2 separate regions of the Mus musculus genome follow, and region 2 is linked to region 1. A link is a loop called in an ENCODE intact Hi-C map of the cell type or tissue named here. Cell type or tissue: gastrocnemius. All regions are shown on one strand. Links, peaks and the distances in the headings refer to the core of each region. The heading gives the core; the rest is flanking DNA. Region 1 holds the start of Zfp52 (zinc finger protein 52). Region 2 holds the start of Zfp229 (zinc finger protein 229).

Region 1 (10,174 bases), core at 616-8,615:
ATGTCACAAAACCCAGAATGTAGACATCCCCAGCAGACATAAACAGGAGACTACATAAAACACGTGAGAACAGGCGCATTGACCATGTGCTTTACAAACCTGGGAGGACAACCTAGAAGAAGGTTTGTCTTCCTAGAAGCCACTCAATTCCTATTAAAATCCTACTTGCATATTTTTAAAAAAGTAATGCTGGAAGTACCAAAGAACAGCAAAGAGGTGGAAAACACTAAGAGGACCACATGAAGAGGTGATCTCACAGTATATTACAACCACAGCAATGGAACCACATGGAATTGTCATGACAACAGACAGTAGGAGATATTCATGGGAAACTGCCTATCATGTCTGCAAATATAGTTCCTGATCTTATCCAAAGTCTGTTGGCATTATTTTTAGGAAGAGAAAAATTAACGCTGAGGGTAGAAAATATGCTAGAATACAAATTTTCAGAAAACAATAAATGTGCCTAAAGTTATTAATTATTATTTTATAATACAATAAAACCACTAAAATGAACGTCATTTAATATTGGTATGTAGGCCTAGGTGATCAGTGTAAGGACAGCATCACTCGCACTCATAGTCAAGCAAAAGTTTATTGCCTCCTAGTATCAATTTTCTGCAGAAAGTCTTCTCATCTCTACAATAGGATAATCTTGAGGAGTTTTTTGTCCGTGGAAGTCTCCAGAATTATTTCTAGTGAGACAGAATTCGGCAAAAGTGACTTCATGTCCCACTTCCACATTCACTTGAATCCCTTGCCATCCCTTCACCAATCCTCCAACATACCTGGATCCTTAGGTACTGTCTCCTCCCTCTCCACCTTCTAGGGCTCTTTGTTATGTTTCACAGGTGAGCAGGTCTGAGGTCTGGGTGTTCAGTGAGCCCTGCACATGAGAAAGAGTTTAAAGAGAAAGCCCCTGTTCTAACAAAGTACTGTGCTCAGTAGATAAAGAGAAAAGAAATGAAGACTCTACAGTGACCCTGCAAGTGTCAGGCAATGTCATAATACTGAAAACATTTAGAAGCATTTTCAGTTAGCATAACTTGAACCACACTTCCATTCACAGCTCAATCAACTCTCAGGTGCAGAAATGGAGCTGAATGATTGGAATGAGAATACAATACATCAGTGATGAACTTCTCATGGACTAAAAATGATGGAAGCCTTTTACTTACAAAGGAACTCACACAGAGAAGAGAAAGAATTTCCTGAAATCTGTCTTTGTTCCTGTGAGGATTTCACCTTTCTCTGTAGAATGTGAGACTCATCCACACAAATCTCACATACCTGCAGTCTAATTTGCCAAGAACCCTAAGGAGGAGCAAGGGAGATAGCAAGAAAACTATTTTCACCCACAGAAATCAGAGAGTTCCAATTCTGCAACATGCAGTCTGTACAGAGCCCTCTGAGCAGAGACCAGGCATTGCCCCTCCTCCTGGGAGAAGTCCACAGTCACACCACTGATTGTCAACAGACCATAAAATAAAAGACAATGGTTTGAACATTCCTGCTGGTGCACAACTTTAATGTGAGCACTGAGGAGATAGAGGTGGGTGGAAATCTGTGAATTCCAGTCCAGCCTGGTCTATATGATGACTTCTACATAGCAATTTGGTCATGTATCCATGGGCAGAATTTTTTTTTTTTGAACCAAGAAAAACAAGAGGATTGCAGAGATTTTTTTTTCTGATGTAGATGATCATAATTATTCACAAGATTGTTTCTAATATTATCCTATATTATAATACCTCTTAACTTTGTTTTTGTCTCTTTATCCCCCTTCCCCCCAAACAGAGTTTCTCTGTGTAGCCCTGGCTATCCTTAAACTCACTGTGTAGACCAGGCTGGCAAAGAATTCCAAGATCTACCTGCCTCTGCCTCAGGAGTGCTAGGATTAAAGGTATATGCCACCACAAACTGGTTTATAAAATGCCCTGTCTAGCTGTGAAAATACTGTGACCGGATTCCCTCAAAGAGAATACTCTGATTTCCAGACTCTAATTTACAACATTAAGAATTCAGCAGAGGGGTTGGAGAGATGGCTCAGCAGTTAAGAGCACTGACTGCTCTTCCAGAGGTCCTGAGTTCAATTTCCAGCAACCACATGGTGGCTCACAACCATCTGTAATGGGAATCCAATGGCCTCTTCTGGTGTGTCTGAAGCCTGCAACAGTGTACTCACATATATAGAATAAAAAAATATTAAAAAAAAAAAAAACTCAGCAAAAGTGTTGGGGTCCAAGAGTTGCCCAACAAACCACACAAACAAATCCTGATCTCTGTAAGCCATCTGATCCTTGATGGTTTTTTGAAGGCACAACCTAAGACTCATAAGTCAGGTAGTAGACTTCAGGGGCTGAGCAACTACACAAATATCTTTTCCTGTAAGCTTATAAAAGGAGGAAAAAAACCCAAAGAACAGAAAGCACAATGAGATCACATTCAGGTGCAGGAAGGGCTCTGCTCTGACTCAAGCCATTTTAGACTAACAGTTCATGTTGACCTTTAATTTGATAGGTCCTACGTAAGGCTTTGTGGAAATTCTTAAGATTAACAAACCTCAAACAGAACATAACAGGATACGTGATCAGCATGACCTTGCTCTGAGTCAAGTTATTTTTCTGTGTCAGTGACTGGCAGGCATGTTACAGCAACAATCTGAAATAGCTGGCATGCATGGAACAAAATGGCTACAGCTATTCTGAGATGGGGCAGACCTCAACAAGAAGACACATTTTTTTTTCTTTTTCTTAGCTGGCTTTCCTTCCTTGATTGTTTGCTTTCTTCCTTTCTTCTTTCCTTCCTTCATTATTTATTCTCTCCTCCTCTTTTTTTTTTTTTTTTTTGTAATTATTTTTATTGTTTTGTTTTTTGAGACAGTGTCTCACCATATAGCTCTGGCTGTCCTGGAACTCACTATATAGCCTTTGCTCCTGAGTGCTGAGATAAAACGTGAGTGTCACCAAGCCTGGCGCCACTCTTTTCACAATTTGCATCACAGATTGCATACGTTCCCGATGGAAAATTAATAGTAGATAGACAGTTTACTTTTAAAACTTAATTTTTACATCCATACCAGTAAAACTCACAACAAACAGTACAATCAAATTCATTTAAGTTTGCAGGAGTTCCTTTCGTGACTAAAAGCTCATGGGGAATCCACCACATGCCACTTTCTTAAATAGAGAAGTGGTAGAATACGGAAGTTAGTATGGATGATTGTAAATTTCAATAGCTTTGTCCTTTCCGTCATAGCAAAGAGAGCTGCGTTTTCAAATATTAACTGATAAATTCAAATATTCTACTAGATCAGCCAGAAGGTCAATAAAAAGAAATAGTATTATTCCAGTTAATATTACTGAAAATTTATCGACGAGGGTCTGACATCCACAGCACAATTTTGAGAGTCGTTATCCTTATGATCAGAGGGGAAATTGATCCCGCTCTGCTCCCCTCCCACTCCTGCCCATTCCCCAGCCCCGCCTCAGCTCCTCGGACCTGGAAGGTTCGAGCGCCTCCCTCCCTTGTCCCCACCCCCACTCCCACTTCCTCTCCCCCATCCCCCGCTGCTGCCTCTGCCAGCTGCTAAACTGCTGACTCTCCCAGGATGCTCAAAAGGTACCTGCGGTATAGGTAAGTTTTCCGGTTCTGCGAGCCCCGCCGTTTCCTCCATACTCAGGTCTCCACCACGCGATTCCACACTGTGCAGCCGCTCTACCCCTCAACCCCAACCCCAGCTCAGTCTTGTACCGGATTCTTGACACTCCAGACTTTGACTTTTTAGTCCCACTTCCCAAGCTAACACACCTTGCTTCCTAGCTTCCCTGGCCTCAGTCTTCTAATCCCACCCACACTACACCCTTCCTCTACACCCAGCCAATGTACCACATCTTCCATCCTCTATTTCTGGGCGAGTGGGCCCGCCCAGCGGAGACCGGCCCCTCCCACTCTGTCTCAGGCTTCTTTCTGCCACAGCTCTTCCCTTCAGGTTGCTCTGCACAGTCTCCCCACACTCTTGCAGCCAGTCTAGACCAGAACTATATCTGGTAGGACCCTGCACCCCGATATCTGATCCCCATAGTGAATTCTGAATCTTTCAGATGCAAAACAGACAACCTAAGATCCCCATCTCACTATCATCCTCTCCACCACATACTGCATACCAAACAACAGGCTAAATTCGGATGCCAGAGTCCCATCCCCAAAACACAAACATGAGAAACCAAAACCAAATACTTCAATTTTGATTTGGAGAGAGACTTTTCAGGAACGTGGATTTGGGGGAGGGGGGAGGTTGTCTCAAGAACTCAGTGGTCAGTGTTGGGGTCCAGCAGTAGCCCTACATGCCACACAAACCCTGATCTCAGTCAGACAAGGACAGATAATTGGATGCATACCCTAAGACTGATCAGAATTTGGGGGCTGAGCTACAACCACAAACACTTCTCAGGACTGGTTTAAGAATGAAAAAAATCACAATGCGCTCATATGCAGGTGCAGGAAGTGCTGACCTGTGGTTTTCTCTGACCCAAGCTATTTTTGCTAGCCAGACAGAGCAGTTCTATCTGACCTTTATTCTGATTGGTCCTAAGTGGAGCATATAATTTTCAAAGTTCTTAAGATTAACCAACTTCAGAACACACAGAAGATAACAGGGTATGTGGAACACGACCCTGCTCTGAGTCAAATTATTTTTCTGTGTCAATGACTAACTGGCATATTACAGAAACAATGTGAAATAGCTGGCAGGCATGGAACAAAATGGCTACAGCTATGTTACAGGGACAGACCTCAACAGTCAGGACTGAATTCATACTTCATTGAACTTCTTTCACCACTAGATGGCGGACATGTCATTTTAGTAAAGCAGAAACAAGTTTGTCTTCATGATTCCAAAAGTGCTTTGAGATAAAACCTAGAACTAACTCTCTCTCTCTCTCTCTCTCTCTCTCTCTCTCTCTCTCTCTCTCTCTCTCTAGTACAGTGGTGTACGCAGAGAATCTTGCACGTCCCAGATGCAGAAAATAAGTAAGGTTTGTGGTCCCAACCCTAGAAAAGTCAGTTTTACAATCCAATGTCTAGCTCTGAGAAGCATGGAGGAAGAAGAGATGGTTAGGAAATAAGAAGGGAGAGAGGGGGAAAGGCTAAGAATTCCAAGTCTAGAGTTCTCTAGACTCCATACAACTACTGCAATCAGTAACCAAGAGCAGCTGTCCTTGCCTGCACTGGCCCCACACAAGACCACGGTCAATCTAGGAAAGGGAAAAGGCTTTACCTCTCAGGCATTGGCAATGGATAGACTGTAGAAGAAGAATCACTGGCTTTAGTTGTCATCCTGTGCTGAGCACATCAGGCTCCTGAACATAGCTTCAAACCCACAGTCTCACAAATGGCTCTGGTTCATCTTAGTGGGTGCCAGGCAATATGAATAGACATGAACAAAGTGACTGTTGGAACTGTGGACCAGGATAGCAGAGAGGTAGGAGTGAGAATGGGCAGTATTTGAAGTGGGCACAGAAACACACAATGCTGTGATATACATGCATTTTATCTTTGTGTGTGTGTATGTGTGAAATAACTAATAATAAAAAAATCGGGGCATTCATTCATGGTAGACAAGGTTTCTCTGTGTGAACCTGTGCTTAAAGGCCCGTGATAACATACCTAGATCAATTAAAAAAAAATCAGTGTGTAATTTCTTCTTAGTTCTAACAGTATCTGATGGATTTTTTTTTTTTTTTTTTTTTTCAGTTTTGAGGGCCAAGATGGCCTTGAATTCACTGAGATCAGCAGTTCCTGACTCTGGAATGCTAGGATTAAAGGCATGCTCCAACATGTCAGGTTTATTCATTATCTGGCTTAGTATCAGATAATAGAGTCAGGAAGTCTTGATATTTTTGTGTGTGTCAAGAAGTATTAAATATTAGTCTATTTGCTGCTCTTCAAAGTCCTGATAGAATTCTGTCAATTTGGTCCTGGGCTTTGTTTTGAAGATGTCATTTTATAATTGATTCAGTCATATTGCTCCTCTTAGTCTTGTTTATAATATTTGTTTCATGTCATTTATATTTGGTATGTTATATGTGCCTGAAAACTCATACACCTCAACTAGAATATCCTCTCTAGTACAATAGATGTCTTCAGTGTCAGTAGATAGAAGATCCACTTGTTAACTCATTTCTATCAAGTAAATTGTGCCTTTACCTTGGGTAACTATCAGGACCTTATCAACAAGGAAAGACACAAGGACAGGATGAAAGACTCAGGCTCTGAAGGCCAATCTTATCTTTATTTTAATCTTTGGGCAGAGGGCATGGAGAGGCAGAGGCTGGAAAAATTTAGTCTGAAGCCCTCCTGGGTTGCCTGCCATCTTAACATAGTATATTGTCTTATTGTAGCTCTGGGAAGGTGACTGCCCCGGTGGTTGTTCTTCTCAGTGGGCTGAGTGTGGCAGGATGGTGTCCACTCTCTTTACAACTTAGACTACATCAGTTCAGATCGGGAGCGAGCACTTCTGGCAGGAAGGGTAGCCATTTACTGAGCAAAATGAGTGACCAGGAGGCCATTCTACGATCTGGTAAAGGGAGACATCGGCCTCTCCTGCTTTTGTCCAAGCTTGAAGCTCTGCTCTTTGGGAACTCATGTCCTCACTTATGGAGATCTAGGTTAGGGCCGCGGGAGTCTTAGACCATTCTAGGGGCCGTGGACCCTTGTGTGCGCCGCTCGGCGGAAGGGGAGAGAAACGCGCCTGGGTGAGCCGCGGCTAATCGAGGGGTCGGGTCAGATTCTTTGTGCCCCGCCGCCTGCAGGGAGAGCCCCACACTGGGGTTTGAATCCCCGAGGAGCCCGGGCGCACCACAGCATCTTGTTGGCTGGCGCCGAGTAACTGGGCTCCTCTCCTCTGCCTGCGCAAAGCGGAGCGGTGCCACTCGGGTCCCAGGTTTTCCCCGCTGCCCAGGGCGCCGCGGTGGCCGGTAGGCTCCCCAGCGGAGTGACTGGGCCCCCGCCCCGGCGAGGCCCCACGGCCTTCCGCCCGAGGTGGGCTCAGCCCCGCGCGACTTCCCGCCGCAGCTGCGGGACACCAGCACCTAGGCCCGGGACTCTCAGGCTCCCTAAAGTAGCGAATCGGTCTGGAAAAGAAAGAGTTAAGCCGAGAGGCTGGGTGGGTCTTCAAATCGCTACAGCGTCAGTCCCTCAACATTCCTTAAAGTGACACACACAGAACAGACAACTATACAGCAGCTAAAACAAACAGGACACTTCCGCTCTGTCCTTCACTGACATTAACACCAGGGGCACTCTGTACCCCAGAATCTTTGGAACGACGCCTAAGCCCCCTTGGCTAGGATGTACCAGGGTGACCACCGCAGCCGGATTCTACATCCTCTTTTGCTGTTTCTTGCCAGGTAATACAGCTTTTTAGGCCTCTTCAGAACAGAATTACAGAATTATTCAGAACAGGATTATTACAGTATCACACAAGCACACATGGATAGACTCACAGACTCAGAGATAACCAGTGCCGAGATTCTCCAGGGTTGGGTCCTGGTGGCCTTGGAGTTCCAGGCCAATGCACCAAAATGTTGTGCCAGGAAGAGTTCATGAACCCCAAATGGCCACCAAGGAGCTGTTTCTGTTGGGTCTCTTTATTTCAAGTTTGGATTTGGGCTCTCCTCCAACCCAACCCTGACAAAGCAGGACCAGAAAGGAAGGCAGAGCAGCGTGCGCCACCACACCCGGCCAGAGCAGACTCAAACCCTCAGCAGGACAAGGTTTTATAAGGAATGGGAGTAAGTGAGGGGGCGTCCAGCCTAACAAATATCTAACTGAATGTCTATTGTAAGCTGACAGGTGGGTGCTCTGAAGCAAGATCATGAACAATCCCAAAGGGTCTGAAAGTACGTCTGAAAAAATCAGACTAATCTTTGATTAACTGTTGCTAGAAAGTAACTCTGGCCAAGGACAAACCATGGGGTCCTTCCTGGTACTTGGATGCAGCTTGGGTTCTGCTGCAGGTCAAGTTCTCAGGCTTTTTTATCTTTATGTTGGAGGCCGGTCCCAAGATAGAGTAGGTTTGGCCTTTCACTAGAAACAAAAACATTACCTCAAATGAAAAGTATCTTTTGGAGACTTTCCTGGTCTACTCAAGTCCTGTGTTGTTGTTCTTAAGAAAGATGGTGGTGAAGCCATAATTCGACCCTTATTATCTGTCCCAAAGTCAAGTGCTTCTTACCCAGCATGCAAACTTTACTCCTGCTGGTTTAAGGGGGTAATTTAAAATGAGCAGCCTGATCCTTCACCATCACTATGGTAACCACCATTGCTGCTGCAACAGGAGGGAGGTGAAGGGGGAGGGAGGGTAAGGATAGGGAGGCACGTGGAGCCCTATGGTCAGTGCAGTGAAGGGAGAGTAGGGAACCCAGCTCTCCCTGGGAGAACACAGGGAGTTCAGACAAATTTGAACAAATTTTTGTTTTAGATTCCATGGCACCCATCTTCCCAGCGTTTGCCAGAGATCCCAACACTCTAGAATTGCCTTCCCAATTGATAGTCTGGGATCAAACCAAAAGTGTGTTTGTGGGTGGTAGCCTCTGTATCAGAGGTTCCCCCAAAACAAACACCTGGTCTTTCTTCACATGGCTAACTCTGGTGCTACCCTGACTCAGCAGAGAAATCGAGGATTTGTCACAAACATTGCACTTGAAGGTTTTCTGTCCAGTATGAATTCTCTGATGGACAGCGAGGCTTGAGGGGTTACTGAAGCATTTCCTGCATTTTCCACTCTGATGTGGTGTCTCTCCAATGAAGATTGTTTGTTGCATGAGACTGTATGTAGAGATGAAGTCACCATCACACTCTCTTTACCTGTGCTCTTTCTCTTCAGGGTAGCATCTCTGATCTTGAGGAATGTTGGAAGACAAAGTTAAGGATTTCTCACAGTCTTTAGATTCAGAAGGTTCTTCTCCAGTGTGCCTGCTTTTATGTCTATGTGGGTTTGATGAGTCAACAGAGGCTTCCTTGTCACTACAGCATCTGTAGTTATTGGAGGTTTCTGTAGTGTCACTTCTTTTATAAAGTACACAGTTTGGGGGTTCATGAAGCATTTCACCAAGCTCACTACACTGACAAGACTCCTTTTCGGTGTTCACATGTTGAGGGACAGTATCCCATGTACAGTCCTTTAAAAACAAATCAGATTAATAGGGTTTGTTCCAAAATTAAACATTTGATAAATGGTTGTCTCCATAAGCTCTTTCTTACAATAAGTCAACCAGCAACTACTTAGATGTGTTTCTTTTACTGTAATTTTATGTATTCCCACAACAATGGCCTGACAGCCTTCAAGGGTCTGTGATTTACAATAGATATCTCATCATTATAGAAAATGTATACTGGCTCAAGATGGACCAAATAATTGAGGAGTTAGTAACTGGTTTTGGGGTGGAGCTCAAATGGCTGATTGTACTTAGAATACATGTTTCTATTCAGAAACTGGTGACAAATTTAATGAAATCCCAGGTTCACAGTGTTTGTACTCAATAATACACAGTAACAAAGATTACTGTCCGAGCCGGGCGTGGTGGCGCACGCCTTTAATCCCAGCACTCGGGAGGCAGAGGCAGGTGGATCTCTGAGTTCAAGGCCAGCCTGGTCTACAAAGTGAGTTCCAGGATAGCCAGGGCTACACAGAGAAACCCTGTCTGGAAAAACCAAAAAAAAAAAAATTAAAAAAAAATTACTGTTCAAGAAATCTAAATCTTTCTACTACTTACTTAAAAGCATCAACACATTTGTCTGTTTGGTTTTTTTTTTATTGTTTTGTTTTTGTTTTTGTTTTGCTTTGGTTTGGTTTGGTTTTTGGTTTTTTGAGACAGGGTTTCTCTGTATAGCCCTGGCTTTCCTGGAACTCACTCTGTAGACCAGGCTGGCCTTGAACTCAGAAATCCACCTGCCTCTGCCTCCCAAGTGCTGGGATTAAAGGCGTGTGCCACCACACCTGGATGTTTTGTTTTGTTTTGTTTTGTTTTTTCTTTAAAAAACACACTATATTATTGAAAAGTAATGGAAGCAAAGCAAGTATTTTTCAGATATCAGAGACTTTAGAATACAGAGCCTAGATTATTTGAGGGAGGGCTGTCAGGTGTAGCGATTGCTTATTTCTTTCCTACAC
Region 2 (10,174 bases), core at 782-8,781, 200 kb before region 1:
ATCCCAGCACTTGGGAGGCAGAGACAGGTGGATCTCTGTGAGTTTGAGGCCAGCCTGGTCTACAGAGGTAGCTCCAGGACAGCCATGCCTATACACAGAGAAACCCTGTCTCTAAAACAAACAAACAAACAAACAAGCAAACAAACAAACAAAAAGTTGTGATCTCATGGTAGTTGCAGAAGAGAAGACACAGCCCAGGGCAATGGAATAGCAGATATAGAACATCCAAAGCAGCTGAGTCCATCTGTAATTTTACCAAAACACCAAAATCTTTTTTCCCCACATTTTTTATTAGATATTTTCTTCATTTACATTTCAAATGCTATCCCAAAAGTCCCCTATACCCTCCCCCCTCACCCACCCTGCTCCCTTACCCACTCACTCCCACTTCTTGGCCCTGGCATTGCCCTGTACTGGGGAATATAAAGTTTGCAATACCAAGGGGCCTCTCTTTCCAATGATGGCCAACTAGGCTATCTTCTGCTACATATGCAGCTAGAGACACGAGCTCTGGGGGTACTGGTTAGTTCATATTGTTGTTCCACCTATAGGGTTGCAGACCCCTTTCAGCTCTTGGGTACTTTCTCTAGAACCTATACTGGGGGCCCTGTGTTCCATCCTATAGATGACTGTGAGCATCCACTTCTGTATTTGCCAGGCACTGGCAAAGCCTCACAGGAGACAGCTGTATCAGGGTCCCATCAGCAAAATCTTGCTGGCGTATGCAATAGTGTCTGCGTTTGGTGGCTGATTATGGGATGGACCCCCAGGTGGGGCAGTCTCTGGATGGTCCATCCTTTCATCTTAGCTCCAAACTTTGTCTCTGCAACTCCTTCCATGGATATTTTATTTCATACTCTAGGGAGGAATGAAGTATCCACGTGTTGGTCTTCCTTCTTGATTTTCTTGAAAACACCAAAATCTTAAGCTGAAGAATAGAACAGTCTCCTCAACCAATGGTGTTGAGGAAAATATCAGTCCACTCAGAAAATATAAAACTGGGCCTATTCTCTCCCTTGGTGCAATGACTCACAAATGTTTATGTATGACCTAGAAGAGTGAACCAGCCAAGTAACACAAAGGGGAAACATGTTCATATGTGAACATAGGGAACTAGTTTCTAAATGGAGCTACAGATCACTCTGACCAGTCAGTGTGTACCCTCATGGTCCTAAACAATGACAAAGATACAACACAGGAGGAAGAATATGGAGATATACTGTCAGTGGGAATTTGAACTCACTGCAGCCACAATGCAAGTAAGTATGCAGTTTCCTAAACAACTAAACAAGGAAAAAAATGTCATGAAATCCAACTATAGGGATGGAGAGATGGCTCAGTGGTTAAGAGCACTGACTGCTCTTCCGGACATCCTGAGTTCAATTCCCAGCAACCACATGGTGGCTCACAATCATCTGTAAAAAGACCTGATTCTCTCTTTTGGTGTCTGAGGACAGCTACAGTGTACTTACATATAATAAATAAAATAAATCTTTTAAAAAAATCCTATATACACATGTGGTTTTGTTTAGAATTACTTCTAAATGAAACAATTCTTATAATGAGATGACTTCTGAAATCACTTCACAGCAGAAAATAGAAATACTGTAGAAGATGCCAGAATGAAATTTATAAAGGAATAAGCTATAAGAATACCAATGAAAGGCAAGGAGCTCAGAAAGATGGTAAGCTATGGAAGACAGAGAAAAAATAATCAAACTGTTATGAGTTTGTCCTTTCTTCTCAGTGACTTCTTCAAATATAAATGAATATTGCCCAAAGAAAACATGCAAATAGAAATAGGCCTTAGCATTAAAAAACAAAACAAAACAAAACAAAAAAACAGACAGGTAGTCAGAAAGGAACAAAGGGAAAAAGAAATGGAAAGCTTCCAAATACCTGAAGCAATCGTGACAGAATGGTAGGGAAAAAAACAGACAGTGATGCTGGGGAACTTTAGCATCCACCCAACATTTAGTGTCAGATAATAATATCAGACAGAGTATTGCTAAGAAAAGATGAGCATCAACAGCGCAGAAAAAGATTATGCCTAGCAGCCTTCCAGAAAGCCATCCACAAAAAAGCAGAGGTCTCACAATCTTCTCAAACTTCAGGGAGCATGCTCTACTGTGGTCAAATCTTAGAATTAGAAGTCTCCAGAAGGTGGTAGTGCATGCCTTTAATCAGTCCCAGCCCTAAGGAGGCAAAGGCAGGTGGATTTGAGTTCAAGGCCGGCCTGGTCTACAGATCAAGTTCCTGGAATACAGATATCAACAGCAGAGGGAAAACAAAAGAACACAGGATATGAAAATCAACAGCTTGCATGTGCTTATTCAAACATGTAAAGACAATGTAAGAAGGAGGTTTGTCTTCTGTATAGTTTCCAAGAAATTCCTATCAAAATCTTCTTGGCATTTTTGTAGGAATAGAGATAGTGATATCAAATTGGGGGAAACAAAGAATAGCTCAAACATCTTCAAAGGAAGATCAAACCCAGAGGAAATTCGAAAATCTGTTAAAACTGTAGCAATAAGTCCAGTGAGTGTACAGGAGGTATCATCAGGAGGACAATGAACATGAAGCTTAATACTTTAGAGACATACTAGGCAATTCTTATCAAAATTCTGCTGGCATTATTTTAGGAAATGGAGAAATTAACTCTAAAAGATGTAGAATCTGAAGGAACTACAGAAAACTCCGAAATTCAGAGAACAGAGAAAAACAGAGAGGCATCAATTTTCCTAATTTTTTTTTAAAGATTTATTTATTTATTATATGTAAGTACACTGTAGCTGTCTTCAGACACTCCAGAAGAGGGCGTCAGATCTTGTTACAGATGGTTGTGAGCCACCATGTGGTTGCTGGGATTTGAACTCCGGACCTTTGGAAGAGCAGTCGGGTGCTCTTACCCACTGAGCCATCTCACCAGCCCCTTCCTAATTTTATAATATGTTAAAATTATAGTAATGAAAACTATTTAATATTGGTCTCAAGACATGATCAATGATATGAATTCAAGATGGATACCATCTACCTCATGCACAGTCAAATAAAATTACATTTGCTTCTTACTATTAATTCTTAGATAGAAAGTCTTTCAGCACCTACAATAGGATAATCTCAAGAAAGCTATTCTCAGTGGAAGTCTCCAGAATCATTCCTAGTGAAACAGAATGTGGCAAAAATGAGTTTCACGTCCTGTTTCTACTGTCACTTAAGCCTCTCACCAATCCCTGCCTCAATTTCCCCCAACATACCTGGATCCTTTGTCTTCTCTCTCTTCACCATCCAGCACTCGCTGTTCCACTTCATCAGTGAGTCCTGGATATGAGAAAGAGATTTATCAATAAGTACCAGGATCCAGGATTTCTTTCTTTTCTTTTCTTTTTTTGGATTTTCGAGACAGGGTTTCTCTGTGCAGCCCTGACTGTCCTGTAACTCACTCTGTAGACCAGGCTGGCCTCGAACTCAGAAACCCGCCTGCCTCTGCCTCCCGAGTGCTGGGATTAAAGGTGTGTGCCACCACCGCCTGGCTAAGTACCAGGATTTCTAACACAGTACTATGCTCAATTAGATAAAGAGAAAACTAAATAGAGAATTTTACAAATGATTCCGCATTTGTCATGTGGTGTTAGAATACTGAAAAGATTCAGGGAGCTTTTCCAGTTTGTATAACTTGAATCCCACTTCTTATCACAGCTCAGCCAAAACTAAAGGGCAGGGAAGATTGTTTCATAGCTGTTGCTTGTTTAGAGGACCAAGGACCAGCACGCTCACCGTGGCTCACAACCATCTGTAATTCCAATCCCACGGTATCTGACCCCTTCTTCTGGCCTCTGTAGCACAAGGCATGAAAGTGGTGTAGACATACATGTAAGCAAAAACACACAAGCAAATACAAAATGTTTTAAAATTAAAAACCCCTCAAGAGCAGAAATGAAACTTCATGATTGGGATGACAATATTTTAAACTATTGAGTCTCTGAATTTACCATGGGGCAGAAATGAAAGAAACCCAACACTTCCCCAAATGAGAAACATGGGGAGTAAAGAACACTTCATAACAATGTCCTTTCCTGCTTTGAGAATCTCTCCCTGTAATGAGCTGTGGTGTGAAGTTCAGCCACACTGAGCTCACACACGTGCGGCCCCTTCCTTTGAGAAGGAAATTGAGGATGAGAAAATAATAGATCCAGAAAACTCTTCTCACACACAGTAACCAAAGGCTGTGCTTCTATTGTAATCATTCTAGAATAAGCACTCTGAGACACCACTGCCAGTGAAAGAATAGATGTCACAGATGGACCAAAGGTGGGAGAGCTCTGAAAGGCCTGGTCTCCAGGCCAGTTCCTATATGCATTTTATAGTCTATAAGCACAAGGTGGGGCCAGAAGGAAAGTAAGCAGGACTTCCCTGAAGCATCAAGGCAGTTAGCTTGGAGGTTTTTCAAATGCAGGTTACAGCTGACAGATGTAAGCTTTGCGGGTAAGGTAGGTAAGGGCAAGACTTTTGTTTCCGCCACCTCTCCAGGTCATTCTGTTCCAAGTAGCAAGATGAAGTTGCAGAACACTACAGCAGTGCTTTAAGTAAATCATTCAATAAATCAGTAATTCAGTATCAAATAAATGGTCTTTTCTACCTTATCCCACTTTAATTCTAACATGAAGTCTCTATGCAAAAAGCCCCGTGAAGAGAGTGTAGGCATTCCCTCTTTTCCTGGGACAAGTCCACAGCCACATCACTGGAGATCAACAAATCCTGAAATAAAAAGCAACACTTTGGCCACCTGCCCTTGAGTAAAGTGCAGGTTATGAACCAAGGGCACATTGAATTGGAGACTGTTTTCTGAAGTAAGTAAGCAGCCACAGTTATGCAAAGGTCCTTTCTACTGTGGTGCTTTGTCACTGAACATACTGTAGGGTCTGATATCTTCACACTCAGCATGCATAAGGTGACTTTCTGGACTCTAAGATGTAACATTAAGACCCTCACCTGGAATACAAGATTTTGAGTACTGTATTTACATCATAGAATGTGTGCATCTCAGATGTCAAGTTAGTGATAAAATTCTACAGAGTAAATATTAATGATTACAACTATAACTGTGGAGTTTGTGAAAATATATTTGTGATTCTTCTGTCGATCCTTATGTGACTAATATCTAACAAGTTTTTTAGGTTGACAATCCACCAGCTCTAAATGCTACTCTCTTGAAAAGCTTGGATAATTTAAAGTGTTTTGTTCTTTCCGAACTAACAAAGAGAATTGTGAGATTTTTAAGAGAATATGTTGAAAACCTTACAAGAAAAAAAAAAGTCAGGAATTGTCCAGTTCTTAGGAGCTCATGAGAGCAGAGTCCTAATGAGTAGCCCAGAAACCGATCACACCCTACTCCGCTCCAGCCCCGCAGCGCCTCTGACCTGGGAGGTTCCAGGGCCGCCGGGCTGCGGTTTCCGCCGCCGCGCTGCTGACTCTACCAGGATGCCCCGCGCGGCACCTGCGGCTCTCGGGAGTTTTCACGTCTCCGCAAGACCCTGGGCAGTGTCCTTGGCCCAGATTCTGCACTAGGTGTCCCCGGAAATTTCTGAGGGAAAGGCGAGTTTTGCTGAGGCCCTCTCCCGCTTTTGGGAATATGTTGCCTACTCTGGTCCCACCCACTATTAAGTGTCCTCTCACCGTACCCAATCCCGCCCACCTACTTCCTGTTCCGTTTACTTTCCCAAGGGTCCCAGCTATGTTGTTCTGAAAACTGCAAGTATCCAACGCCCACTGGGCGGCAGACACCTTAAGAAATGTCAATTGCCATGGGAAAGGGTGAAAAGGGGGCAGTGTTCTCTAAGGACGGCAAATTAGAGGCAGACTACAAAACAGTTCTAGAGACTGTTCAATGGCGTGAAAGCCCAAAGAAAGGGTTCAAATATCTGAACGAAACTTAAAAATGACAGAACAAAATGACTGGAGATCAAGAAATCACAAGCAAAGGGTGGAGAGAAAAATGAGGACTAAATAGATGAATCCAATAAGGCCAGGTGTTAAGGAAAACTTAATATGAAGTAACGGGGAAAAAGGAAATTCACTGGGCAGTAGTGTTGCAAGCCTGTAAAATCTCAGCACTCAGAAGGCAGAGCCAGGCCTGAGTTCAAGGCCAGCCTGGCCTACAGAGTGAGTTCCAGCACAGCCAGGGCTACATAACGAGATCCAGTCTTGAAAAAAAAAAAAAAAAGTAGAAGCTCTCAGTAAACATAGGCTATATTTCTTGGTAATCTGTTCCTGGCATTTTTGACTTCCTTAATTTTCCTGGTAAACGTTGTGCATGTCCCTTTGCGTGTGTCTATGTGTGTATGTGTTGTTGTTGTTTCTTCAGAGCAATATGTCTTCAGTGTTTATGTCACAGGTCGCGTGGAGTATCAACATCCTGAATCTTTGATGCTTTGATCTTGGGATTCTTTGTTTAAAGGCTTTCTGACAGCACATTGGCAGGCATCAATTTCTTTACAGACATTGAAAGGAATTCGACCCTCCCACCCTTTACTTGACATCAGGCACATACTGCTTTGGGTAAAGACACTGTTCTTCATGGGAAAACCTTGTCATTCCCATTACTGACTGGGACAACAAAACCCTTTTGCTCTTTAAGCAGAACATAAACAAATACTTCCGTGGCCAAGTGCCTCTCGTAGAAACTACAAAGTTAAGTTCTTCAGCCACTTAAGTGGCTAAATTTTATGAACACAGCATCAACACACATAAAATAGGACTCTAATTACAATGCTGCCTACTTGTGTTGGACTGATCAAATCTAAAATAGAACAAACATACAATTTGTGTTAAAAAAAATCAAGTAAAATATTTGGGGGTTATATCCCCCAGGGAAAAAGATTCCCAAGGAAGCCATCCCACTGAGTTACCAATTTCACAAAATAAGCCAAGTAATTATCCTTTGCTTCTCACATGCTGAAATAATAAAATATGAGTGCTTCAAATTAGAGGCAAGATATTTTTCCATTTAGCTTCAATGTTATACTAAAAATACTGTTTTACTTATTAAAAACAAATATGTACAGTTTTTAAACTTTAAAAACTATAGCCCATGTATTTTAGTCAAAATATAGATCAACAAACTGAAGAGATATCATTAAAGAAAAACAACAAAAACCAGTAACCCTAGATTACATTACACATCATTCGTTTTGTTTTGTTTGTTTTGTTTTGTTGGTTTTTTGAGGCAGGGTTTCTCTGTCTAGCCCTGGCTATCCTGGAACTTACTCTGTAGACCAGGCTGGCCTCAAACTCAGAAATCCGCCTGCCTCTGCCTCCCAAGTGCTTGGATTAAAGGTGTGTGCCACCACACATCATTCTTGACCAAGACTGAAAACTTGGCAATTTCCTGAGTGAAAACTATCAAACACCTTCTAATCTCTAAAACTGATCGTTTATTTAATTCCAAGTGTTTATCCATAAATACATGTACCTCACAACACTAAATTGACTCACCAGGAATCACACACACACAGTTAAAAGAGGTGAAAATGATGTAAACACACAATACTCATTCATGAAATCCTCAAAATAAATGAAAAGTTAAATAGAAAAAGAAGACTTGTTTCTTGAGAAACAGCAAGGAAAAATCATTTTCAAGTATGTTTTCAACTTGACTGAACTCCTTACTTGGGCTCTTTCATCCACTCAAATCTGACTCTTTGTTTGATTACTATCTCCCCGTTCTTTGCAGCCCAGGGTTCTTGGTTTAGCTCCTGGTCTACCTTAGACACGGTATGAGAAAGAGGCACATGGCCACTCCTGATTTATTCAGAAATTACAAGGATTTCTCACAGTACTGGTCTCAGATGAGACAGATGATGACCATATAAAGTTTGTCAACTGTTATTTACTGACATATTCTGGAACATACAGGAAAATCCTCAGTTTGTGCATGCTGAGTTCTACCACCAATGAACTGCTAGATGTTGTATTATTTAGTAATGCGTGCTTGAAATGACCACAATGAACAATAAAGATGCACAATACCTCCAGCCACTGAAATATATAGAAATGACAAGATAAGAACATGGATCTTCTTAATGACCAGAAATGCTCAATATGCAGTTCATGTTTTAATAAGAATTACTAAAGTAAGCTGGTGGGGGCCCATGCCTTTTATCTCAGAACTCAGGAATCAGAGGCAGACATATCTCGCTGAGTTCCAGGCCAGCCTGGGCTACAGAATAAGTTCCATGACAGCCAGGGTTACACAAAGAAACCCTGTCTCAGAAAACCAAAATATTACTGTAATTACTACTATTATTATTTGATGGGCTGACACATACCTTTAATCCCAGCACTCAGCAGGCAGAGGCAGGCAGATCTCCATGGGTTCAAGGTGATGCCGGGCGGTGGTGGCACACACCTTTAATCCCAGCACTCCGGAGGCAGAGGCAGGCGGATTTCTGAGTTTGAGGCCAGCCTGGTCTACAGAGTGAGTTCCAGGACAGCCAGGGCTACACAGAGAAACCCTGTCTTGAAAACAAAAAACAAAAACAAAACAGGGCTTGTGGAGAGCCGGTACGTGCTGCGAGCAATTGCATGCGTGCTGCCAGTAATCTCTGAGGAGAGCCGTGTGTGCCGCGAGCAATCGCCATTATAAGATGGCGCGGGCCTCCGCTGTGCCTAACTAGTAAACAAGTCCTGTACGCAGGTGCAAGAGTGAATTCACTCCTAGTCACTCCCATTCTCGGGGTGTAATAGTGGGGTGATGGGCAAGCAACGAACCAGGAGCTGTCACGCCATATCAGGTGCTGAAACGTCACGCTGCGGGTTATAAAAGCAGCGCCATTTTCCCGGTTTGGGATCTTCCTGAGAAGCAAGCAATAAAGCTCTTGCCGCGGAAGATTCTGGTTTGTTGCGTCTTTCTTGCCGGTCGAGCGGGACGCAATAAGGGCTACATGGTGAGACCCCATGTCTTTCTTTTTTATTTCTGTGATAAGAAACACACACACACACACACACACGTGCGCGTGCACGCAACACTGACCTAATTGGTTTTTTTTTTTTTTTTTCGAGACAGGGTTTCTCTGTGTAGCCCTGGCTGTCCTGGAACTCACTCTGTAGACCAGGCTGGCCTCGAACTCAGAAATCCGCCTGCCTCTGCCTCCCGAGTGCTGGGATTAAAGGTGTGCGCCACCACGCCCGGCTAACACTGACCTAATTGTAGTACTTAGTATATCTATACATTAACCCTCTATTCTTTCTTATAAGGAACATATCCAAATTCTATCTTTCTAATCATTTAAAGCATTACATGTTAGATTATGGTTTATATTTATCATGTTGTGGCAATTAACGTAACTTATCCATGCCACTAAGCAATAGCCTTGCCATTACTCATTATCTCATATTCTCTCCAGCCACTGACAACCAGCATTTACTTTCCCCATCTACCATCTATCTTCTATCATACTTATAATTAAGGTCATTTGTGGTTTGTATTCCATCTGTCTTCACATAATAGAGTCCACAAAGTTCTATTATATTATTATGGATGGGATCTTTCTATACATCTCTATGGTGGAATGGTATTTTACTCAGAAGGATCACATTTTATTGACTTATACATTTGTTGATGGACATTAAAGATGATCCCATGTTCTATGATTTAACAGTGACTATGTGCATCTCCAGTCCACACTGAATTACTTCCTTTGAGTGTGTCCAGGATTTGAACTGCATCCTCATAGTTAATGAAACTCCCTACTAGCTCTTCATAATGTTGTCCTGTATTCATGTCCATTGATAGAGCACTTTCATGCTGTATTGTCCAACATGATCACCAGCCCTAGTGATGTTTGCCTTTAAAATTATTACTTTGTACTGTACTGTCTCATTCATTTCATCCCATCTTTCTAATCATTATATATGTGGAACCTTATTTATCTGGGGGGCATTTGAATAACTTTTGAAAACTGTCTAGAAAGTAATTTATTTTTAATTGGGTCACTCATGCTGTAATGTTTTTAGTTGTATATATATATGTATATATGTATATATATATATATATATGTGTGTGTATATGTATATATATACACTTGCCTACATATAATTATGTCTTTGTGTATGGATGATAACCTGATTATGTTTTCCCTCTGAGAATAGTATTGAAATGTTGTATATAAAAATA

The links. Hi-C counts contacts between places; a loop is a spot of excess contacts. Peaks named below come from ENCODE experiments on the same cell type or tissue, not always from the same donor. Only the 100,000 strongest peaks of a DNase experiment are listed, where the experiment ranks them.
Region 2: a loop joins it to region 1, with 2.7 times the contacts of the local background. A loop is called at or near these places in 2 of 42 quality-filtered maps.

What each region holds. Positions count from the first base shown.
Region 1 is chr17:21,529,285-21,539,458 of GRCm38, reverse strand. Zfp52 (zinc finger protein 52) reads right to left here and starts at 3,920. Exons shown (of 5, transcript NM_144515.2): 1 at 3,626-3,920; 2 at 789-886. 9330136K24Rik (RIKEN cDNA 9330136K24 gene) reads left to right here and starts at 3,581. Exons shown (of 3, transcript NR_131123.1): 1 at 3,581-3,636; 2 at 4,988-5,031; 3 at 8,888-10,174. It also overlaps a transcript of Zfp53 not described here. In gastrocnemius, for the core only: CTCF peaks have their summits at 4,831 (motif pointing right), 6,754 and 7,296; DNase peaks (open chromatin) are centred at 6,826, 7,157, 7,248, 7,643 and 3 more places; H3K4me3 peaks cover 4,598 bases; H3K27ac peaks cover 6,779 bases.
Region 2 is chr17:21,729,205-21,739,378 of GRCm38, reverse strand. Zfp229 (zinc finger protein 229) reads right to left here and starts at 5,655. Exons shown (of 6, transcript NM_001164676.1): 1 at 5,421-5,655; 2 at 3,258-3,321. In gastrocnemius, for the core only: a CTCF peak has its summit at 5,773; DNase peaks (open chromatin) are centred at 4,784 and 5,611; H3K4me3 peaks cover 2,064 bases; H3K27ac peaks cover 1,663 bases.